Linked DNA regions of Homo sapiens: all the other regions are linked to region 2. Evidence: chromatin contacts called from ENCODE Hi-C or POLR2A ChIA-PET data. All regions are on one chromosome and are shown on one strand. The core of a region is the stretch at or near the end of the contact, and the rest is flanking DNA. Distances in the headings are between cores, read along the strand shown.

Region 1 (3,280 bases), core at 150-2,649, 110 kb before region 2:
CTCTTTAGAAATGTAGTATCACTTTACACTGGCTTCCATTTTATCCATTTTTTTCTTTTAACATTTCACTATTTTGTCCAGCTACCATTTACTGCATATATGGTATAAACCTAGCATTTAATCTGATTGCTTTTCTTAAAATTTCCCAACAATTACCATTGTGTTTTTCTATGCTGTGGCTTTTTCTTTTTTCCTTAAGTCATCTTTAGCCATATTTTAGATTCTTAAATATTCTGCTTCTTACTGCTGGGCTCTTTCATTCCACTATCTCTGTGTCAGTGCTTGCATTGAGACTTTGTCAGTTTAATTAGGCCCTCCATGTGTCTTCCTTATTTTTTTTTTTTTTTTTTTTTTTTTTTTTGAGACAGAGTCTCGCTCTGTCGCCCAGGCTGGAGTGCAGTAGCGTGATCTTGGCTCACTGCAAGCTCCGCCTCCCGGGTTCACAGCATTCTCCTGCCTCAGCCTCCCAAGTAGCTGGGACTACAGGCGCCCGCCACCACGCCCGGCTAATTTTTTGTATTTTTAGTAGAGACGGGGTTTCACCGTGTTAGCCAGGATGGTCTTGATCTCCTGACCTCGTGATCCACCCACCTCGGCCTCCCAAAGCGCTGGGATTCCAGGTGTGAGCCACTGCTCCCAGCCCTTCCTTTTCAACTATTCTTTCCTCACTCCATTCCAGCTGCACTTGTCTTTTTGCTTCTTCTTGAACAAGCCAAGTAAGCTCTAATGTTAGGACCTGTGCTCTAGCTATTTGCTGTGCCTGGGATATTCTCCTCCCAGGTATCTGCTTGGCTCAGGTACTCACTTCTTTCAAGTCTTGGTTCAGGTTTCACTTTTTTTTTTTTTTTTTTTTCCAGACAGAGTCTTGTTCTGTTGCCCAGGCTAGAGTGCAGTGGTGCGATCTCAGCTCACTGCAACCTCTGCCTCCTGGGCTCAAGCAATTCTCATGCCTCAGCCACCCGAGTAGCTGGGATTACAGGTATGCACCACCACGCCTGGCTAATTTTTGTATTTTTAGTAGAGACAGAGTTTTGCCATGTTGGCCAAGCTGGTCTTGAACTCCTGGCCTCAAGTGATCCCAAAGTACTGGGATTACAGGCGTGAGCCACCACGCCTGGCCAGGTTTCACCTTTAAGTGTCCAGCTCTGACCATCTGTGTAGTAAAGAATTAGGCGGCCTTTGTCTTTGGTTTCTGGGAAGTAACCTCTAATTCTCTGGAATTTCCTGAGTGATAGGAGTATTCATTATTCACGGTGGACTCCTGGGATCCCACTTGATAGTTTCTGCTAACACAGTGACTCACGGAAGACCCCTGGATAGTTTATGTTTGCAAGATGACTCAGGCTGGGAGCTGGCCACCCGGAAAAGCCAACCATGTAGTTAGAGTTGGGGCTTTGAGTCATGTGATACCAGTCCAACCTCCAGGAAGGAAAAGGGGGCTAGAGATTGAGTTCAACCACATAGCCAATGATTCAATCATACCTAAATAACGAAGCCTCAATAAAAACTCCGGATACCAAAACTCAGGAGAACGTCCCTGGTCAGAGTATTTTCATGCTTCAATGCTGGGAGGGCAATGTGTCCCTGAGAATGAGGGAAGCTTCACATTTGGGACTCTCTCAGACTTTGCCCCAGGCACCTCTTCTTCTGTTTCTGGTCTGTCCTTTTTGCTATAATAGAACTGCAATCATAACATAGTTTTTTCTGGAGTTCTGTGAGTTGTTTTAGCAAATTACTGACCAGAGAGTGGCTGTGGGAAACTCCAAATTTGCAGCCAGCTAGTCAGAAGAAAGGATGACCTGGTAATTCCTGAACTTGCTGCTGGTGTCTGGAGAGCAGTTTTGTGGAGGAATGTGCCCTTAATGTTGAGTTCCCATTTTTTAAGTGTACAATTCAATAGCTTTTGGTAGGTTCACAGAATTGTGCAGCTGTCATCCCCAACATGTTTTTTGAACTTTCAAATTTCTGATCTGGTTCAATCAAAAAGGAACCTCCAATCCAGGTTAATCACTGGAATTGATTATTTCATCTCTTCAGACTCTCTTAATTTAGAACAGAATTCTTCCTTTTTTTTAAGTGAATTTTTTGAGACAGAGTCTTGCTCTGTTGCCCAGGCTGGAGTGAAATGGCGTGATCACAGTTCACTGCAGCCTTGACCTCCTGGGGTCAAGCAATCCTCCCACCTCAGCTTCCCAAGTAGCTGGGACCACAGGTGCATGTCACTATATCCAGCTTTTTTTTTTTTTTTTTTTTTTGAGACAGAGTCTCGCTCTGTCACCCAGGCTGGAGTGCAGCGGCGTGATCTCGGTTCACTGCAAACTCTGCCTCCCGGGTTCGCGACATTCTCCTGCCTCAGTCTCCCGAGCAGCTGGGACTACAGGCGCCCGCCACCACGCCCAGCTAATTTTTTGTATTTTTAGTAGAGACGGGGTTTCACCATATTAGCCAGGATGGTCTCAATCTCCTGACCTCGCGACCCACCCACCTCGGCCTCCCAAAGTGCTGGGATTACAGGCGTGAGCCACCGTGCCTGGCCCCAGCTAATTTTTTTTTTTTAATTTTTTGTAGAGATGGGGGTCTCACTGTGTTGCCCAAGCTGGTCTCAAACTCCTGGGCTCAAGCAATCCTCCCACCTCAGCCACTCAAAGTGGCTGAGATTACAGACATGAACCATCACACCTGGTGACACTGACTTTTAAAGACTTTTTATTGAGCTATGACATAAGGTAAAAAGCACAAATCATGTGTACTGCTTTTTCACCTGCTATAACCCTGTAACCAGCACCTAGATTAAAAAACAGATCAGGCCGGGCGTGGTGGCTCTCGCCTGTAATCCCAGCACTTTGGGAGGCTGAGGAGGGCGGATCATGAGGTCAGGAGATCAAGATCATCCTGGCTAACACAATGAAACCCCGTCTCTACTAAAAATACAAAAAATTAGCTGGGCGTGGTGGTGGGCACCTGTAGTCCCAGCTACTCGGGAGGCTGAGGCAGAAGAATGGCGTGAACCTGGGAGGTGGAGCTTGCAGTGAGCTGAGATCACACCACTGCACTCCAGCCTGGGCTACAGAGCAAGACTCTGTCTCAAAAAACAAACAAACAAAAAACAGATCATGTGAGCAGGAAAAAATAAAATAAAAATGACACCAAACAGAAAAGGATTGGTGGCTATTTTGGCTAAGCCCAGGTGTGTGTGTGTTTTGATCTCAGGGAAGCCTCCCGAGTAGCTGGGATTTACAGGTACCCCCCTACCACACCTGGCTAATTTTTCTATTTTGAG
Region 2 (3,177 bases), core at 197-2,696:
CCTGTTCCCTGGTGGGAGAAGGACCACACCCCATGCAGTGCTGGGAGACATCCCCCGCAGGCCTTGGGGTGCTGGAACCCTGGGACGACAGTCATATTGTCCAGGTTATTTCTCCCAACTGCAGATGGAGACAGCCTTCCTGAGGGGCCAGGGGGAACAGCCCTTGTAAAAACTGAAGCCAAGTCACAGAGGCCCAGGGATCCTCAGGAACAGCTCCCTGCTGTACAAATGGGAGTCTGGCCCTGGTGCAGAAGTCCCTTCTGCTGCCCTGCCCATAGGCTTTCGGGGGACTCTCCTGCCAGTGACGTAACTGTTAATACCCAGCCTGGGGCTTTTGCTGATTCCTCCAGGGCCTGGCTAAAGGCTGACAGCCTTATCTCCTAGGGAAAAAACTGGGTGGCACAGAAAATGGGCTTTGGGAGAGGTAGGTTTGGAGGAGAGCAAGCAAGAGGAGAGAGCCTGACTCAGGAGAAGCAAGCACCAGAGCCCTCCAAGGCTGAGGGTGAAAATAGATGGAGAGTGGAAATGGGGCTCAGCGCGCCAGGAGGGAGCCCTGAGTAGGCGGTGGGTGGTGGGCTGTGCTCCCTGAGAGGACGGAGGGGTGGATGGGGGAATGGAGGCTGCAGCCAAGGTCTTTTACAGTGACTTGCTCCTAAGCCCAGACCAAGCTGGACATTGTAGCCAAGGTGTATTCTCTGCAGCCAGCTAGGGCTTTGCTCCAGGCTCCTCAGGCCCAGGGGTCAGAAGTTCTGGGTAACTCCAGATCAGCAGCCCCACGGCAAAGTGGGGCTGAGGGCAGAAATGGTTGCGTCCAGGAGAGGCTAGTGGTGTGCTGGCCTGCCAGCTGCAGTTCATATGTATGTTGAAGCAGCGTTTATTTTTACCTGGGTAGGTTCAGCTTCTGATCACAGACATGGTGGGGGTTTTCCATTGGTTTCCATGGGAACATTAGGCAGAGCATCTGCTACCCAATCAAGCAAAGCTGGTCTGGTAAGACTCTTTTCAGAATTATTTTGCTGTTTTTACCCAGGAAGTATGTCCTGCCTGAATTTGTACCACTGCCTTCTTGTGTGGTAGAGCAGGGGAGGGCAGCTCCGAGGGGACAGGCCTGGCTCACAGGGAAGGAGAGAGGGCTGGCTAAAGGCAAGCACGGCGGCAGGGCAATACCTATTTGGAGAAGCAATTTGCTTTCCATTTCTAAGCCCCAAGTAGAATCCCATAATGAGGCCACAGGAGCCTGGGCTCCACCTGACCTGTGCTGATTCCTGGTTTTGGTCCAAGGCCTGCCCTTGCAGTAGGGCCACCTGTTGGCCCCCACCAGAGCAGTCAGGAGTTCCTGGGGCACCACAGGGCATGGAGGCCGACGAGCAAGCTACCAGGTGCAGGACAGGGCTAGACTTGAGCATGTTCAGTTTCACTTTTACAGAAAGGAGGCCCGGACTTTCCCCACGAGGCGGGGGAGGGTGTGCTGAAGGGCTAGGCCTGGAGGCAGAAAGGAAGGCGCTGGTGCATGTGGACATGTAAGAAGTGGTTTTATTCCAGGTGTGTGTTTCATAAAGACGAGGTCCTCAAGGACAGCTAGTGGCACATGCTTTGGTCAAGAAGAGGAAAAGCAAAAACAGAACAGGGCTGCGTTGCCACAAAGGACCGGCTGATAAGTGCAGAGCCTGATCTGACCACAGCAAAGGACAGAGAGACCCTCTTGAAGGCCCTCTGGTCAGCAGTCCTCTTACATTCAACAGGCGCAGCCCCGGCTCCCCAGCCCCAAAGGTCCATGCCCGAGTGTGGCCCAGGCCTTCTAGTCCATCCTCTGGGGAGAGGCCTTTGCCCTGGGCCCAGTTCTGTCCTAAGCTGTGGCAGGAGGCTTCCCAGATGAACAGGGGATCTGAGGCTGCACCTGGCTGCGGAAGAAACATCACGACAGAGGACAGGCAAAGCATGGCCCTGGGAGCGAAGGGGCCTGCGCTGGCAAGTCCAGAGGGGTGCACTTGGGCACGGGAGTGCTGCCGAGAGGACGCTGGTGAGAGTCAGGAGGCGAAACTGCTGGAGAGCCCTCCAGAGCAGGTGCTGCGGACCACAGACACTTGGCTGCTGACCCCAAGGGCCGTGTGGAGGGAGCAGGCGATGGCAGTTTGAGCACGCCAGGGAGGAAGATTAGGGGGTGGCAGCTTGGGCAGACAGTGGCTTCAATCCAGAGCAGAGGTTCAGGCCCTTTGGGGATCAGGGACCTCTTTTAGAAGCCATGGACTTTTTCCCCAGGAAAATGCATGTATGCACACACATGCAGTATTTTAGGGACAATTTCAAGAGATTCCTAGACCCTCTAGAATCCATGAACTCTATGGGTATGTGGATCCTTGGCCTATGAAAGACAGGGGGCTCCTGTGGTAGGTATATCTGCCCCAGGCTGGTCTGCTTTGTAGGGGAGACCCCCAGGGTCCTGGTACCAACAGTCATTTGCCCAAGAGCCAGTGGGGTGAGGAAGCAGGGTGTGGGGATAGCAGGAGCAGTTCCAAGACAAGGCCGTGGGGTAGATGTGTGGATGTGTTCTCAGCGGCTGTGAAAAGGAACTGGGAGTTCTCTTCACAAACAGGAGCCACAGCCAGCCTCCCAGCACAGTGCAATAGCTGACCCTTCAAGAAAATCCCTCCTGTAGTAGGGAGGGGAATAAGGGTGAGGTTGAGCCCTAATGACTTAGGGGCTCCTGTAGCGGGGAGGGGAATAAGGGTGAGGTTGAACCCTAATGACTTAGGGGCTGTTCTTGGTCCAGAAGGGAAGTTCCCTTCTTTCCAACCACCCATGATGCTGTATTGACAGAGGCAAAAACCTTTGAGAAAGCAGGAGTCAAAAATGACAAATGAGGCTGGGACTACTCAGGGATGTGTGTGGCTACCCGTCCTTTCAGTGGGTCCTGGCGGCAGGGACAGGGCACTAGCTGTTCATTAATGCCCGAGAGAGAGGTCTCAGCCTGACACATGGCCAAATAGAAGTGGAGTCTGTTTAATAAACTACGCCCGAATCTTCCCCTAAAGATCCCTCTGCAGCCTCTTGCTAAGAATGTGGGCACCCACAGGCACAGGACCGGAAGAGGCAGCGTCGGGCTCAGACCCTGGGGCTGGTAAAGTGTGGAAGGGACTGTGTCCTGGGTAAGAGACCTTGTTCTTTTGGTGCTTTGCT
Region 3 (3,095 bases), core at 303-2,802, 73 kb after region 2:
TGGCAGGTGCTGATATGGTGGTACAGAAGTGAACACCACAGATGGCCTTGCCCCTCATGAGCTGTAATGCTAGTGGAAGAGGTGGGATGGAGAGCAGTAGAGAACATATAAAAAATCATCTCGGCCAGGTGCAGTGGCTCACACCTGTAATCCCAAAACTTTGGGAGGCAAAGTTGGGAGAATCACTTGAGGTCAGGAGTTTGAGACCAGCCTGGCCAACATGGTGAAGCCCCATCTCTACCAAAAATACAAAAATTAGCCAGGTTGGTGGTGTGTACCTGTAATCTTAGCTACTCAGGAGGGATGAGGCAGGAGAATTGCTTGAACCTGGGAGGCGGACGTTGTAGTGAGCCAAGATAGCACCACTGCACTCCAGCCTGGGCAACAGAGGGAGACTCTGTCTCAAATAAATAAATAAATAAATAAATAAATAAATAGGACAAATTCTTAAGCCTGCACTTAGAGCAGATACGGGGCCTGCACTTAGAGCAGATACAGGGCCCGCACTTAGGCAGATACAGGGCCCATGTTCACATTATCCTTATAAAAGGGAACCCTAAAAAAATCATTTCCAAGGGCGATCATCGTGGGGAAGGCAACAAAGCAAGGTACAGGCTGGAGAGGGCTGGAGAGAGGAGCCAACCATGGTCAGATCTGAGGAGCTAGGGGTGTTCTAGGCAGAGAGGATGGCCTGTGCAAAGCGCCCAGGGCAGGACAACTTGAGGTCCTGTTGGAAAGAAAGGAGGTCAGTGTGGAAGGAGCACAGTGCATGGAGGGAACAATAGGAGATGAGGAAAGTCGGGGACTCGAATCCAGGTCTGGTTGACTCCAGGCCTGTGCACTCCAACGCCACACAACACTGTGTCCACACAGGCAGCGGGCAAGGGAACTACTCAAGGAATCGCCTCCAGGGGATGCGGGTGGTCCCAGGTTACAGCCTCTCTGAAAGCGATGAAACCTCACCATGCAACTTGAGTTGTCTTCACATAAAGAAAACAAAGCCCAGCTAGTGCAGACATCGTCTTCGTCAAGGCTGACGTTTCTCATAGTTTCTCTGGGACAAACCCCATGATGTAACGTATGAAAATTCATAATCCTAACACTTAGTCTTTGAAGTGCTCTGTGCATGCAAATACTTACCAACAGGAGGCAATTTCAGAATGAGTGTTGTTTCTTTAATGACCCTCATGGTTACTTGGGGTTTAGACAGGCACTGGGGACAGTCTCAGCTCCTACCCAGCACCCACCCTCGGGCAGAGGACTGTGTCTGGAGTAATGGGAGACTGTATTGGGTTCTTCAATACAGGCTTGTAAAATATCAGGTCTCAGAAATGGCACATGTCTGTGTGCTGGGATGGAGAAAGGCTGACGTCAGAGTTCTTTAACAAGCCACTTCTCCTTGGGGTCACGTGAGCACATGAAGCCCAGGAGTGGAGGGTTCAGCTGGTGTCATGACTACACAGGGATGCAGCCTCCAGCCCTGCTGGCAACAAAGGAGAGAGATTTCCACCGCCAGGCTCACAGAACATTGAAAGCGGGGAGGGCAGACAAGCAGAGCACTGGGTCCACCAGCTTTGCAATTGTCCTTCTTTTCCTCTCATCCTTTTCCTCCATCCCAATCCAGGGGTGCTTTGGGGACTCTGAGTGGGACCCTGCACACCTAACAAGGTCTGGAGCTGAATTAGGTTCTCCCCGTCTTTATATGCCTGTGTGGTTAGGAGCCCAGATGTCTGCTGTATATCCTAGCACTGTGACTGATTAGCTGTCACACCCTCTCTGAGTCTCAGTTTTTTCATCTGCAAAATGGAGATACTGACAGTTCCTTGTTCACTGCATTAAATCAGAGAAAGTGTCAAGCTTTTTGGTCTGGGTGTGACACACAGTAGGCCCTGTAGGTTCAACCACTGCAGAGTCCCCAGGTGCTCACGATGGACCAGGCACTGTGGAGGTCAAGTACGATCGCGGACTCTGTCCACTGGGTATACAAGGAACAGCTAAGGAAAAGCAATCTGTAGCACAGTTGGGTTGGTGCACAGCAGCTGCTGCCCTGGTCTCGGGGGTTGGTGTGGGCATGTGGCGAAGACTCCGTGTTTTTATTAGCCATGAGCAGTTTGGCCACCTTTACAACTCACTGCAGCGAAGGCAGTGGGGGCTCCCCTAAGGGCTGTAACCTCAGCTTCTTCCCCAAGGGGAGGAAAGGGAAGAGAAAACATCATGAAACTGATGGAGCCAGGCCCTCTCAGGGAGCTATACAACCTGGAGGTAAATAGCCTTTGGGCCCTGGAGTTGCCCTCTGGATTCGAATCTGGATGTTCCCCCAATCTGCCACCAACTCTGGGACCTTGGGCAAGTGACTCAACCTCCATGGGCCTCATCCAGGCAACAATGTTCATTGTATACTTTCTAGGGGTGGGCACTCTGCTGGATGCCTCAGCTCCCTTATCCAGCTAAAACGGTAAGAAAAAGTTATGGTGATTCCTCAAAAAATTAAAAATAGAATTACCATATGATCCAGGAATTCCACTTCTGCATATATACCCCAAAGAACAGAAAGCAGCGTCTTGCACAGATACTTGTACACCATGTTTGCAGCACCATTATTTACATTAGCCAAAATGTCGAAGCAGCCCGGGAGGTTCACTGATGGATGAATGGATAAACAAAATGTAGCATAGACATACATAGGAGTATTTATTATTCAGCCTTAAAAAAAGGAAATTCTGACACATGCTACAACATGGATGAACACTGAGAACACCACACTGAATGAAATGAGCCATCACAAAAGACACCACTTACAGGATTCCACTTATATGAGGTACCTAGAGTAGTCACAGTCATAGAGACAGAAAGTAGGATAGTAGCCTCCAAGGGCTAGGGAGAGGGGAAATGGGGAGTTAGTGTTTAATGGGCGTAGACTTTGAGTTTGGGAAGATGAAAGAGCTCTGTAGATGAATGGTAGTGATGGTCACACAACAATGTGAATGTCTTTAATGCCATTGAATTGTACATTTAAAAATGGTTAAGATGGTAAAGTTTATCTTATATGTATTTTACTACAATACAAAATTTTAAAAATAAGAAAAATAAATCAA

Evidence for each region. A loop is a pair of places that touch in the nucleus more often than their neighbours do. ChIA-PET counts read pairs that join two places held with the same protein, here RNA polymerase II (POLR2A). Pooled maps may share reads with other maps.
Region 1: a loop to region 2 is called in a map of GM12878, with 2.7 times the contacts of the local background. The contact joins two enhancer-like sites. A Hi-C loop is called at or near these places in 2 of 168 maps with a recorded cell type or tissue (GM12878 and OCI-LY7), 2 of 37 single-sample maps with no recorded cell type and 9 of 50 pooled maps. POLR2A ChIA-PET finds 5 or more read pairs at or near these places in 3 of 52 experiments (activated B cell, activated CD4-positive, alpha-beta T cell and activated CD8-positive, alpha-beta T cell).
Region 3: a loop to region 2 is called in a pooled map, with 2.2 times the contacts of the local background. The contact joins two enhancer-like sites. A Hi-C loop is called at or near these places in 1 of 168 maps with a recorded cell type or tissue (endothelial cell of hepatic sinusoid) and 2 of 50 pooled maps. POLR2A ChIA-PET finds 5 or more read pairs at or near these places in 4 of 52 experiments (BJ, H1, PC-3 and 1 more).

The regions. Positions count from the first base shown.
Region 1 is chr14:69,463,055-69,466,334 of GRCh38, reverse strand. No RefSeq gene overlaps it. Among named protein-coding and RNA genes, the nearest start is that of PLEKHD1, 20 kb to the left of the region's middle. Within about 2 kb of position 1,399, at least 2 of the 41 ENCODE cell types and tissues checked have a DNase peak (open chromatin) inside an H3K27ac peak, as active enhancers do.
Region 2 is chr14:69,352,805-69,355,981 of GRCh38, reverse strand. It overlaps GALNT16 (polypeptide N-acetylgalactosaminyltransferase 16), which reads right to left. Exons shown (of 15, transcript NM_001168368.2): 15 at 1,516-3,177. Among named protein-coding and RNA genes, the nearest start is that of ERH, 44 kb to the left of the region's middle. RefSeq lists enhancers at 1,139-1,638, 1,669-1,768. Within about 2 kb of position 1,446, at least 8 of the 41 ENCODE cell types and tissues checked have a DNase peak (open chromatin) inside an H3K27ac peak, as active enhancers do.
Region 3 is chr14:69,279,993-69,283,087 of GRCh38, reverse strand. All of the region lies in intron 1 of GALNT16 (polypeptide N-acetylgalactosaminyltransferase 16), which reads right to left. Among named protein-coding and RNA genes, the nearest start is that of GALNT16-AS1, 21 kb to the right of the region's middle. Within about 2 kb of position 1,552, at least 2 of the 41 ENCODE cell types and tissues checked have a DNase peak (open chromatin) inside an H3K27ac peak, as active enhancers do.